Regions from separate parts of the Homo sapiens genome. Here all the other regions are linked to region 3. The links are chromatin contacts, found by Hi-C or POLR2A ChIA-PET in ENCODE. All regions are on one chromosome and are shown on one strand. Each heading gives the region's core, a stretch centred on a gene start or an enhancer-like site at or near the end of the contact. The rest is flanking DNA. Distances are from core to core; before and after follow the strand shown. Region 1 has its middle 6.0 kb from the start of LINC01258. Region 2 has its middle 48 kb from the start of LINC02513. Region 3 has its middle 16 kb from the start of TLR1.

Region 1 (3,280 bases), core at 234-2,733, 290 kb after region 3:
TGGACCAGGCCTATTTCTTTTAAAAGTTTGAAGATAGATAGTATTTTAAGCCTTTGCCTTCCTTATATATTTTTCTATTAAACGTTGCATGGAGAAATGCTTCTGCTGAATAATCAAAATAATCATCCACCTTTATGATTTTTGATGCATAATAACATAATCTTCACATCTTAGATATGTATCATATATACTATGGTACACTTTCCTATTTATACTTTTCTTATACATTTAAAAAAACTACTGAATATGTACCTGTAAAACCCTTTAGTAATGCAAAGTGTATGTGTGAATTGGTGTACATGGATGTATGTGATCTATACATTCATTAAATAATGAACCACTTACTATACACCATGCCCTGTGGAAACTCAATGCTAAAAACTCATAATCCTTGTCTGCTAGGGATACTATATCAAATGGACATTGCCTTGATCATTTCTGAAAAGTCCCAAATTAGAAAAATATTGGATGTCAAAAGCATATCTTAAAGCCAGAGGCACAGAACTCAAAGGACTTTTCTCTTATAAAAATTTTATATCTTTAATACAAGTTGTCTTCCCAAAATGACTGAATGTATACTATACCTCAGATATAACTAGATTTAGTATAAGTTAATTCAGTTTACCAATACATTTATGGTTTACTTTGTGAGAAACTAGAATCCAAAAGTGAGTAAGACCTATCTCCTGCTCGCAAGCAACACATAGTCTGGTAGGTGAGGCAAACCGGTAAACACATGACTGCCAGCAGGCACAGTGGGCGCAGAGTCACTCAGGAAGGCTTCATGGAGAGTGCTGGTCACCTATGCACCAAGTACGTGGTGTTGCTAAGCGACAAACCAGGAAGCCCGGAGCACATTTCCCACTGACTGAGCTCTCGCAGTAGAAGAGGAAGGTTCTGCCTGTCCTGCTCTTCTGATCTGCTGATCAGGTGTGGAGTAGCACCAGCTTCAAGGTGGTAGGTCCATGGCCCAGAGCACAGGCTGAATGACTTGTCAAACCAGGACTTCCTGCCAACGCAATTCTGCAGGCTAACTTCCTGTTTTTGTTTTTGCTGTTTTTCTTTTTTCATCAGGAACCAGGCAGGGGAGCTTGGTTTTCTTCCACTGACACCACCATCGATTTCTTCCCTTCTTTGGCCCATTGTGCAGCTGAGAGAGGCCCAAGAAACTCATTAAGAGCTTCCCACTGCCTTCAGGATACCATGTAACCTCCCTTCAGGGCTGGGTCTCATCCACCTCTTCATCTTGCCCTCAGCCAGGCCCCATAATGTTCTCTGTGCTGCAGCCATGCCACACTCCTTGTGGTTCCTCAGACATGCCACACTCTTCAGCCTTTTCTCCAATCTCTTTTACATGCTCTTCCTTTGCCCGAAAATAATTTCCCTCCTACTCTTGGCCTGCTGAAGCCTCGTCAAGCTTCAGGCCTCAGCGTGCATGTCATTTCCTCAGGAAGGTCTTTGCTGGCCGCTACGATGAGGTAGCTCCTAGATGACCCAGCACTTCCCTTATCTGAGTCCTCATTAAACCTCATGGTGACCTTTCTTCTCCAAGCTGCAGGGGAGGGCACAGACCACATCTGACTGGCTCATCCTTGTATTTCCAGGGCCGGCCTATAATTTGGTGGATTCAGGTCCAGCTTCCTGGGTGGGGGACCTGTGGAGTTACACAGGGACTCATGCTTAGACAGGTGGCTTTAATGCTTGGCTTAATGCTGCTGTCATCTAGAAAGTTCTTTTTTCGTTTTCTTTTTTTTTTTTTTTTTGAGACAGGGTCTAGCTCTGTCGCCCAGTCTGGAGTGCAGTGGCACCATCTCGGCTCACTGCAACATCTGCCTCCCGGGTTCAAATGATTCTCTTGCCTCAGTCTCTCGAGTAGCTGGGATTACAGGTGCCCACCACCAGGCCTGGCTAATTTTTTGTATTTTTAGTAGAGACGGGGTTTCACTATGTTGGCCAGGCTGGTCTTAAACTCCTGACCTCAAGTGATCTGCCCACCTTGGCCTCCCAAAGTGCTCAGATTACTCGAGTGAGCCACTGTGCCTGGCTGCTATCTAGAAAAGTCTTAATTTTTGAACAAGAGGCCCCATATTTTCATTGTGCACTGAGCCTCACATATTATGAAACTGATACTACATGGATGAATAAATAAATCAATGGATATGTATTAATCCTTACAATATATTGAGCCAAGGAAATTAAAGCTTCTGAAGGTCTCATTTTGAACAAGATAGAATAATTTAGCAAAAGTTGCAATGTATTATGCAGATGCCTTTATGATCTATTTTGCTATTTTTCACATACTATTTGTTCATATGAGAAAAGAGAAGCTTTACCTGAAAGATATGTATTGTCTGTTCTGTGAGATGTATATCCATTAAAAATTATATTTTATTCAACTACAACCATTATGAATTTAAAAAAGAGAAAAAAGAAGTCCAGAATGACTTGCTTTGTCTTATTCATTATAACTGGAAAGAAAGGTACAACTTCTTAAGAAAGAAAAAGAAGCAGGAAAAATTTTGCAAATAATGTTACCTAGATGTCTATCTCTGTAGGATTGAATGAATATCAGCAGAAATATCTGTTTGGGTAGTAAATGCAATATTAGAAAAGAATGAATCTCAAAGGAGAAAGATGCAAGATATGGCTATTTCATTCATAAACCCAAGGATGTCATTCAAGAGAGGCCATTTCTGGGCTTTGAACTTTTAAGGCTTGCAGAGAACTTCCTGGTAAGCATTGTGAAGGCAGCCAAGGAGTGTCTTAGTTAGTTCAAGCTGCTGTAACAAAGTGCTATAGACTTTAAAATGGTAGAAATTTGCTTCTCACAGTTCTGGAGGCTGGGAATTCCAAGACCAAGGCACTAGCAGATTTGGTGATTGGTGAGGGCCCATCTCCTCACAGATGGTGCCTTCTCACTGTGTCCTCATGTGGTAGAAGGGGATATGGAACTTCCTCAGGCCTCTTTTCTAAGGGCATTAGCTCTATTCATGACAGTTCCACCCTCATGACTTAATCACCCCCCAAAGACCTCACCTTCTAATACCATCACTGTGGGGTGGGGGGTGCGGTGGGTGGGGTTAGGATTTCAACATGTGAATTTTGGAGAGACACAAACATTCAGATCACAGCAGGGGTCATCTAATAATTTTTTAAGGGTTTCTCTGAGCCACCACTACCATCTCTAGCAGGAAGCAATGGCTGTTTTTACCTTCTTTGATGGATTGTGAAGAAGGCAGCTCATTGCACAGGGGAGGGTGGGAAGGTAAATTCCAACACA
Region 2 (3,199 bases), core at 386-2,885, 500 kb after region 3:
AAGTTATTCTAGACCTAGTACAGGCTCAAGCTTAGGACATTTGTTTCTTTTCCACCTGACTTCAAGGAGCTTGTCAAAGCGCAGCCTAAGTTAACAGGCTCTGTCAATGTGAGTACCAGAAGCCAGGCCGCCACCTGCGCTGTTCCAGAAGCCAGGGATACAATGAAAAAACACAAACGTTTCTCCCCATTTTGCTGTATACATTCCAATTCTTTCGCTAGGGACTGTACAAAATCCTGTCTTCTCTGGCAGGTTTCAGGTGGAGGTCCTGGGATGCTTGGACCCAGGACGGCCCATAGTGCGGGCCTCTGCGTCCTCTCCCCCTCACATAGGGGCAGAGGCCAGGAGGCCTGGATCCTTCCCCAGCAACCGTGTGGAGGTTTTTACTTCCTCTGATCCAGGGGACACATGTAATCTTTTTCTACAACTCCCTGAGGCTGGTTTTTCCCACCCTACAAATCAGTAAGCATAAATTTTTGCAGAGAAGCCTGGAGCCATGGGTCCTAAGCATTCAGGCAGCCAAAAAAATTAAATTTTCAACCGGAGCCGGGTAAGGACACATGGTCTCAAACGTTTCCTGCCCAATTGGAGCCGCTTTCCTCCTCTTGCACACTTGCTCCCCCTACTGCCTGACGCTGGAAGTGCAGGCCTGGCTCCGAGGCAAGCTTGAACGCCCCAGCTCGGTCCTGGGATGGCCAGGGTGAAAGCCAGCAGAGCAGAGAGGTTGCCAAAAAAAAAAAAAAAAAGCAATAGTACATCTTTCATAATTCTCCCACTGCTCTGGGGAAGGCACTAAGCTAAGTCTTTTCTTTACATTTGAAGAATAAACTCTGTAATAAAGATTGAATAAAAGTCTTCCCTGAATAAAGTTTTGCCAAATAAGTTAAAGTTAGGTCTCCCTTAAGGGTTCAATAAATGAAAAGAACTTCAGTTTTAGATTCAGACCTCGTGAAATCCCCAAGCCCCTTTGGATTTCAGACCCTTGGAACGCAGATCCAGGTTTTGCGCCTTTATGTGATGCGTGAACTTGGACATCTTATTTAATCTTTTTGAGCCTGAGTTTCTTTAACTGTAATTTGGGCATAATCATATTGTTGGTCTCATAGTGTTGCTGTAGAACGTAAATGAAAGAATGTGAATGCATGAGAAAAGACTTTTACAACATAAAAATAAATGTGAGCTGTTTCCCTTCCAATCCAACGCACACACACCCCTTTTCCATCTATCTAAGTGGAAATGGCCGTCGAGGCAACCTAAACCCCTAAAAAAGGAAGTAGGGCAAGGAAAGCCCGGTCACAAACAGGAAGTAACAGAAATGCCACTGAGAAACATTCAGGCAGAAGAAAGAAAGAAAAACAGTCCTAGGCTGTGTTTTTGAAGATCAAGTTAGATTTAGTTAATGATTTGGGGCGTTGCCAGCCCGACTTGACCCCCTAAATAGGGGGTTTTCAGAGATGGTTAGGAAATTCTTGACCTCGATTTGACCTCACGAATGGGAATTCTCACTCTGCAGTTGGTAGGTTCCTGCCTTTTTAAATGTAGGTCTCTCCTCCTTTTCCCCTGCGGCCATAGGAGGGGCCGAGCGCTCAGCCGGCTGGGAGGAGCTGGGGCTCCGCCTGCCCTCCCTCGCCGTGGGGAGCCGCCCTGCAGCGCCTCTCGGGTTACTGCCTCCCTTCCTGGCTTCACAAACTCGCCACATGGTAGGTTGGCTACTTAAGGGAATGTAAGAAAAAGCACTCAAGTGACGGCATACAAAGAAGTTTTACAGCTCTGGAGATTATGTCAGATTTTCCTTCCTAATTTCTCCTTAGAGGAGACAAAATCCTAGATTTTTTTTTTTTTTTTGAAGGAAAGGGGAAAAAAAACGCAAAACGAAAGGGAAACATATTAACATATCAGGACACATTGTGCTGTTTATTCTCTTGTTTTTCTTTTCTCATTTTTGAAAGCTCTTTCAAGAATCTTACCGCCTTTCTTGTCTTTTCCTTAATTTTGTGTGTTTTTAAGGTGGGGAAGGGAGAGGATTAGAAGCCTGTGAATTTTGTCAGGACAAGGCCTTCCTAAGCTTTTCATTTGTTTGCAGAACCAGAGTTCCTTCTCTGGTCCAGATGAAGAGACTAGTTCCTACCTCCTTCGCCTATACCTCTTATTAAAGGACCCCTCCAACCCTTGTCAAAATGCTTGGTGAAAGTGAGAGTTGGAAAATCAAGAGATCCACATCCATCCTTTGAGTGACCCTAGTCTGCAGACAGTGTCAGAGAGACAAATACAAATATTCTTAAGATGGTATCATGTCCCATCTTAGGCTTGGTTGTTTTTCAATGGCCTCCAACTGTACACTTGTTACAGGAAAGGGGTCCCCATCTAGACCCCAAGAGAACGTTCTTGGATCTCACACAAGAAAGAATTCAGAGTGAGACTGTAGACTAAAATGAAAGCAAGTTTATTAAGAAAGTAAAGGAATACACTTTGGGAGGCCGAGGTGGGCGGATCATCTGAGGTCAATAGTTCGAGACCAGCCTGGCCAACATGGTGAAACCCATCTCTACTAAAAAAAAAAAAAAAGAAAAAGAAAAATACAAAATATTCGGGTGTGGTGGTGCACGCCTGTAATCCCAGCTACTAGGTGGCTGAGGCAGGAGAATTGCTTGAGCCCAGGAGGTGGAGGCTGCAGTGAGCTGAGATCATGCCACTGCACTCCAGCCTGGGTAACAGAGCCAGACTCTGTCTCAAAAAAAAAAAGACAAGACAGGAAAGGAATAAAAGAATAGCTACTCCGTAGACAGAGCAGCCCCAAGGGCTGCTGGTTGCCCATTTTTATGGTTATTTCTTGATGATATGCTAAACAAGGGATGGATTATTTATGCCTCCCCTTTCTAGAGCACATAGGGTAACTTCCTGATGTTGCCATGGCATTTGTAAACTGTCATGGTGCTGGTGGGACTGTAGCAGTGAGGATCCTACACTCATTGCCATCTTGATTTTGGTGGGTTTTAGCTGGCTTCTTTATTTACTGCAACCTGTTTTATCAGCAAGGTCCTTATGACCTGTGTCTTGTGCTGACACCCTATCTTATCCATTGACTTAGAATGTCTTAACTGCCTGGGAACACAGCCCAGTAGGTCTCAGCCTCATTTTACCCAGCCCCTATTCAAGATGGAGTTGCTCTGGTTCAAACGCTTCTGACACAATGGCTTCC
Region 3 (2,976 bases), core at 238-2,737:
GTTGAGTGAAATATTGTTATGCACTGCATGACTGTACCACAAATTGAGTAGCTTATAAACAATGGAAATTTATGGCTTATAGTTCTGGAGGCTGTAATGTCCAGGGTCAGGCTGCTGACAGATTTGGTGCCTGGCGAGGGCCCACTTTCTGGTTCATAGATGGCTTGTCTTTTCACTGTATCCTCACCTGGGGGAGGGCACTAATGCCATTCATGAAGGCTCCACATTCATGACCTAATTGTCTCCCAACATCTCCAACTCTTAATACAGCTCTTTCTCCGTATCCACAGGGGATTGGTTCCAGGAGCCCTGTAGATTCCAAAGTCTGTGAATGCTCAAGTCCCTTATGTAAAATGGCATACTTCCAACCTGAGCATCATAGTGAGACCCCACCTCCTCAAAAAAAATACATGCCTGGCGGCACATGCCTGTAGTCCCAACTACTCAGGAGGCTGAGGTGGGAGGATTGTTTGAGCCCAGGAATTCCAGGCTGCAGTGAGCTATGATCATGCCGTTGCACTATAGCCTGGGCAACAGAGCAAGACACTGACTCTGAAAAAAAAAGTGTACTATTTACATATAACCTATGTACATCCTCTCATATACTTAAATCATCTCTAGATTTCTTACAATACCTAATACAATGTAAATGTTATGTAAATGTTATGTAGTTGTTAAACTGTATGGTCTTTTATTTTTATTATTTTGTATTATTATATTGTTATTATTTATTTATTCATTTATTGAATATTTTCAATCCATGGTTGTTTGAATCTATGGATGTGGAACCCATGGATATGAAGGGCTGATTGTATTATCCCCTTGGGGGTTAGGATTTCACCATAGGAATTTTGAGGGGCACACAAACATCCAGACCATAGCAAAAGAGATAAGAAACCTAGGTTAGTGACCAGGGAGGGCTGCTAGGATGAGCCTTGATGAAAGATCTTTCATCAGGAGGATCCTGGGCATGTGGCTGGGAAGGGTCCTGGGCATGTGGCTGGGAAGACCCTTCAAAGGGGAGGGCACAGTGGGTGCAAAGTTGGAAGTGAAAGAATACCATGAGCGAAGAAAGCATCAAATTGGCAGTGTTGCTGGATGTGTTAGTTTCCTGTGGCTACCAAAACAAATTACCACAAACTGGGTGGCTTAAAACAACAGAAATATATTTCTCCCAGTTCAGGAAGGCAGAAGTCAGAAATCAAGGTTGGCAGGGTTGTTCCTTCCAGAGGCTGTCAGGGAGAAATCATCCCTTTCCTCTCTCCTAGCTTCTGGTAGTTGCTGGCAAACCTTGGCGTCCCTTGGTTTGCAGATGCATCAGCTGCTTCTTAGAATGCCCTGGAGGACATGCCCCAGTAGTTAGCAGCTTTCTATAGAATGTGGTACATAATACTTCTTTGTCTTTAGTTTTGGACCCAAGTCATAAGAAAAGTTCCAGTCAACACCCTATTACGTAATCAGTAGAACCAACAGATGAGAAGAGAAACCAAAATTATTGGTAGGCTATTGACATACATGGCAGATGCGCAATCTAAAAAAATGTATCCCAAATTTGGGTTAAATAATCAATAATCTGTGCCTGTGTCTTCACATGGTGTTCTCCTCCAAGTCTCTGTCTTTTTTTTCCTGTCTCTTACAAGGACACTCTAGTTGGATTTAGGAGCCTCCTTAATCTGATGCCATCACATCTTGGTCCTTAACTTAATTAGATCTACAAAGACTCTTTTTTCAATGAGGTCACATTCTGAGATTTCAGAATAAATCTGAAATAAATGGACATAAATGTTTGGAGGTTGGGTGGAGGACACTATTCAACCCAGTCCTCTGGAGTTGGCATGACCAGCTCTGATGCCCTGGAGACTCAGTTGAGTGTGGCAGCAGAAAAGAAATGTTATCCTGGAAAGAGTGAAGACTCTAAAAGAAGCTGCTTGGAAAGTCAGAGGTACAAAGAAAGGAGTAATAGGCAAAGAGAATAGAGTGGATGGGTGTAAGAGCACAGGAAAGAGACAGTGGATGGAGACCCGGGATATAAACGGTGAGAGTGTGGGAGTTTTAAAGAGAATGAGACCACAAATATGGGGAAAGGAGGAGGTATTTCTGTCTAGGTTTCTGGGGACTGGTTTGATTAGAAAGGAATGAGACTAAACTACAGGGAGTAAAAGACCTGAGGGGATTTCTAAAACCACAGGGACTTTCTGAGAGTTTCAATTACGGTTAGTTTATGAGGAATCTCAACATCATCTAGTCCAAATGTGAAGTAGTGTTTATTTTTCTCAGTCATTCCATCAACTGGATTCTGAAATTCCCCTCTTGTCACTCCTTAGTGATATCTTGAGCAGATTTAATACTTCTGCAGTCCTTTTGAGATACTGATACTCCAATCTAGTTTAAAATTCTAAATCTCCATCTTCATCTAAAACTCATCTTCTTTCTGCATGTCACAGGCTAGGTCTGTAGCTCAACCTTGGCATATATTTTGGAGGTAGGCATGGTTTATCTGAGATACACTCTTCTTGCCCCTCCCTCTCCCAGATCTAGCTCCCTGAAGTGGAGATCAAGGATGAGTGGTAAGAAGGCAGATATCCTTTTCTATAATTGTGTCGATTAAGGTACAGTCTAAGCTGCAGGACTGGGAGACCTCAAATACAGAGGCTTAAATAAGATTGAGGTTTATTTCTTTCTCATATAATAGAAAAAAGTATAGCTAAGAGGTCTAGAATAGGTAAGCTGTCTCTATTCCACAAAATCATTCAAGGGCTCAGGATGACCAGATGTCTCTGTTTCCTATAGCTCTGGTCTTATCCTATGGCCTCCATTCTCCCTTGCATGGAGCCACAGGAGCTGATGAAGCCCTCCTGTGCCTTTTTGTGTGTGTGTGGCCCATGGGATGCTGAGGTGGAGATACACCCCCTTTCCCAGGTACCTGATACCACAGTCTCTAATTGCCAGTTGGCAAGGGTTGGTCCAATGGAAATC

The links. A loop is a pair of places that touch in the nucleus more often than their neighbours do. ChIA-PET counts read pairs that join two places held with the same protein, here RNA polymerase II (POLR2A). Pooled maps may share reads with other maps.
Region 1: a loop to region 3 is called in a map with no recorded cell type, with 4 times the contacts of the local background. The contact joins two enhancer-like sites. A Hi-C loop is called at or near these places in 1 of 37 single-sample maps with no recorded cell type and 2 of 50 pooled maps. POLR2A ChIA-PET finds 5 or more read pairs at or near these places in 2 of 52 experiments (activated CD4-positive, alpha-beta T cell and activated T-cell).
Region 2: a pooled map shows a loop between it and region 3 (4-fold over the local background). The contact joins two enhancer-like sites. A Hi-C loop is called at or near these places in 1 of 37 single-sample maps with no recorded cell type and 2 of 50 pooled maps. POLR2A ChIA-PET finds 5 or more read pairs at or near these places in 2 of 52 experiments (CD8-positive, alpha-beta memory T cell and activated CD4-positive, alpha-beta T cell).

What each region holds. Positions count from the first base shown.
Region 1 is chr4:38,527,519-38,530,798 of GRCh38, reverse strand. No RefSeq gene overlaps it. Among named protein-coding and RNA genes, the nearest start is that of LINC01258, 6.0 kb to the right of the region's middle. RefSeq lists an enhancer at 1,162-1,391. Within about 2 kb of position 1,483, at least 21 of the 41 ENCODE cell types and tissues checked have a DNase peak (open chromatin) inside an H3K27ac peak, as active enhancers do.
Region 2 is chr4:38,317,432-38,320,630 of GRCh38, reverse strand. No RefSeq gene overlaps it. Among named protein-coding and RNA genes, the nearest start is that of LINC02513, 48 kb to the left of the region's middle. RefSeq lists enhancers at 1,701-2,201, 2,202-2,702. Within about 2 kb of position 1,635, at least 38 of the 41 ENCODE cell types and tissues checked have a DNase peak (open chromatin) inside an H3K27ac peak, as active enhancers do.
Region 3 is chr4:38,818,947-38,821,922 of GRCh38, reverse strand. No RefSeq gene overlaps it. Among named protein-coding and RNA genes, the nearest start is that of TLR1, 16 kb to the right of the region's middle. RefSeq lists an enhancer at 2,191-2,310. Within about 2 kb of position 1,487, at least 4 of the 41 ENCODE cell types and tissues checked have a DNase peak (open chromatin) inside an H3K27ac peak, as active enhancers do.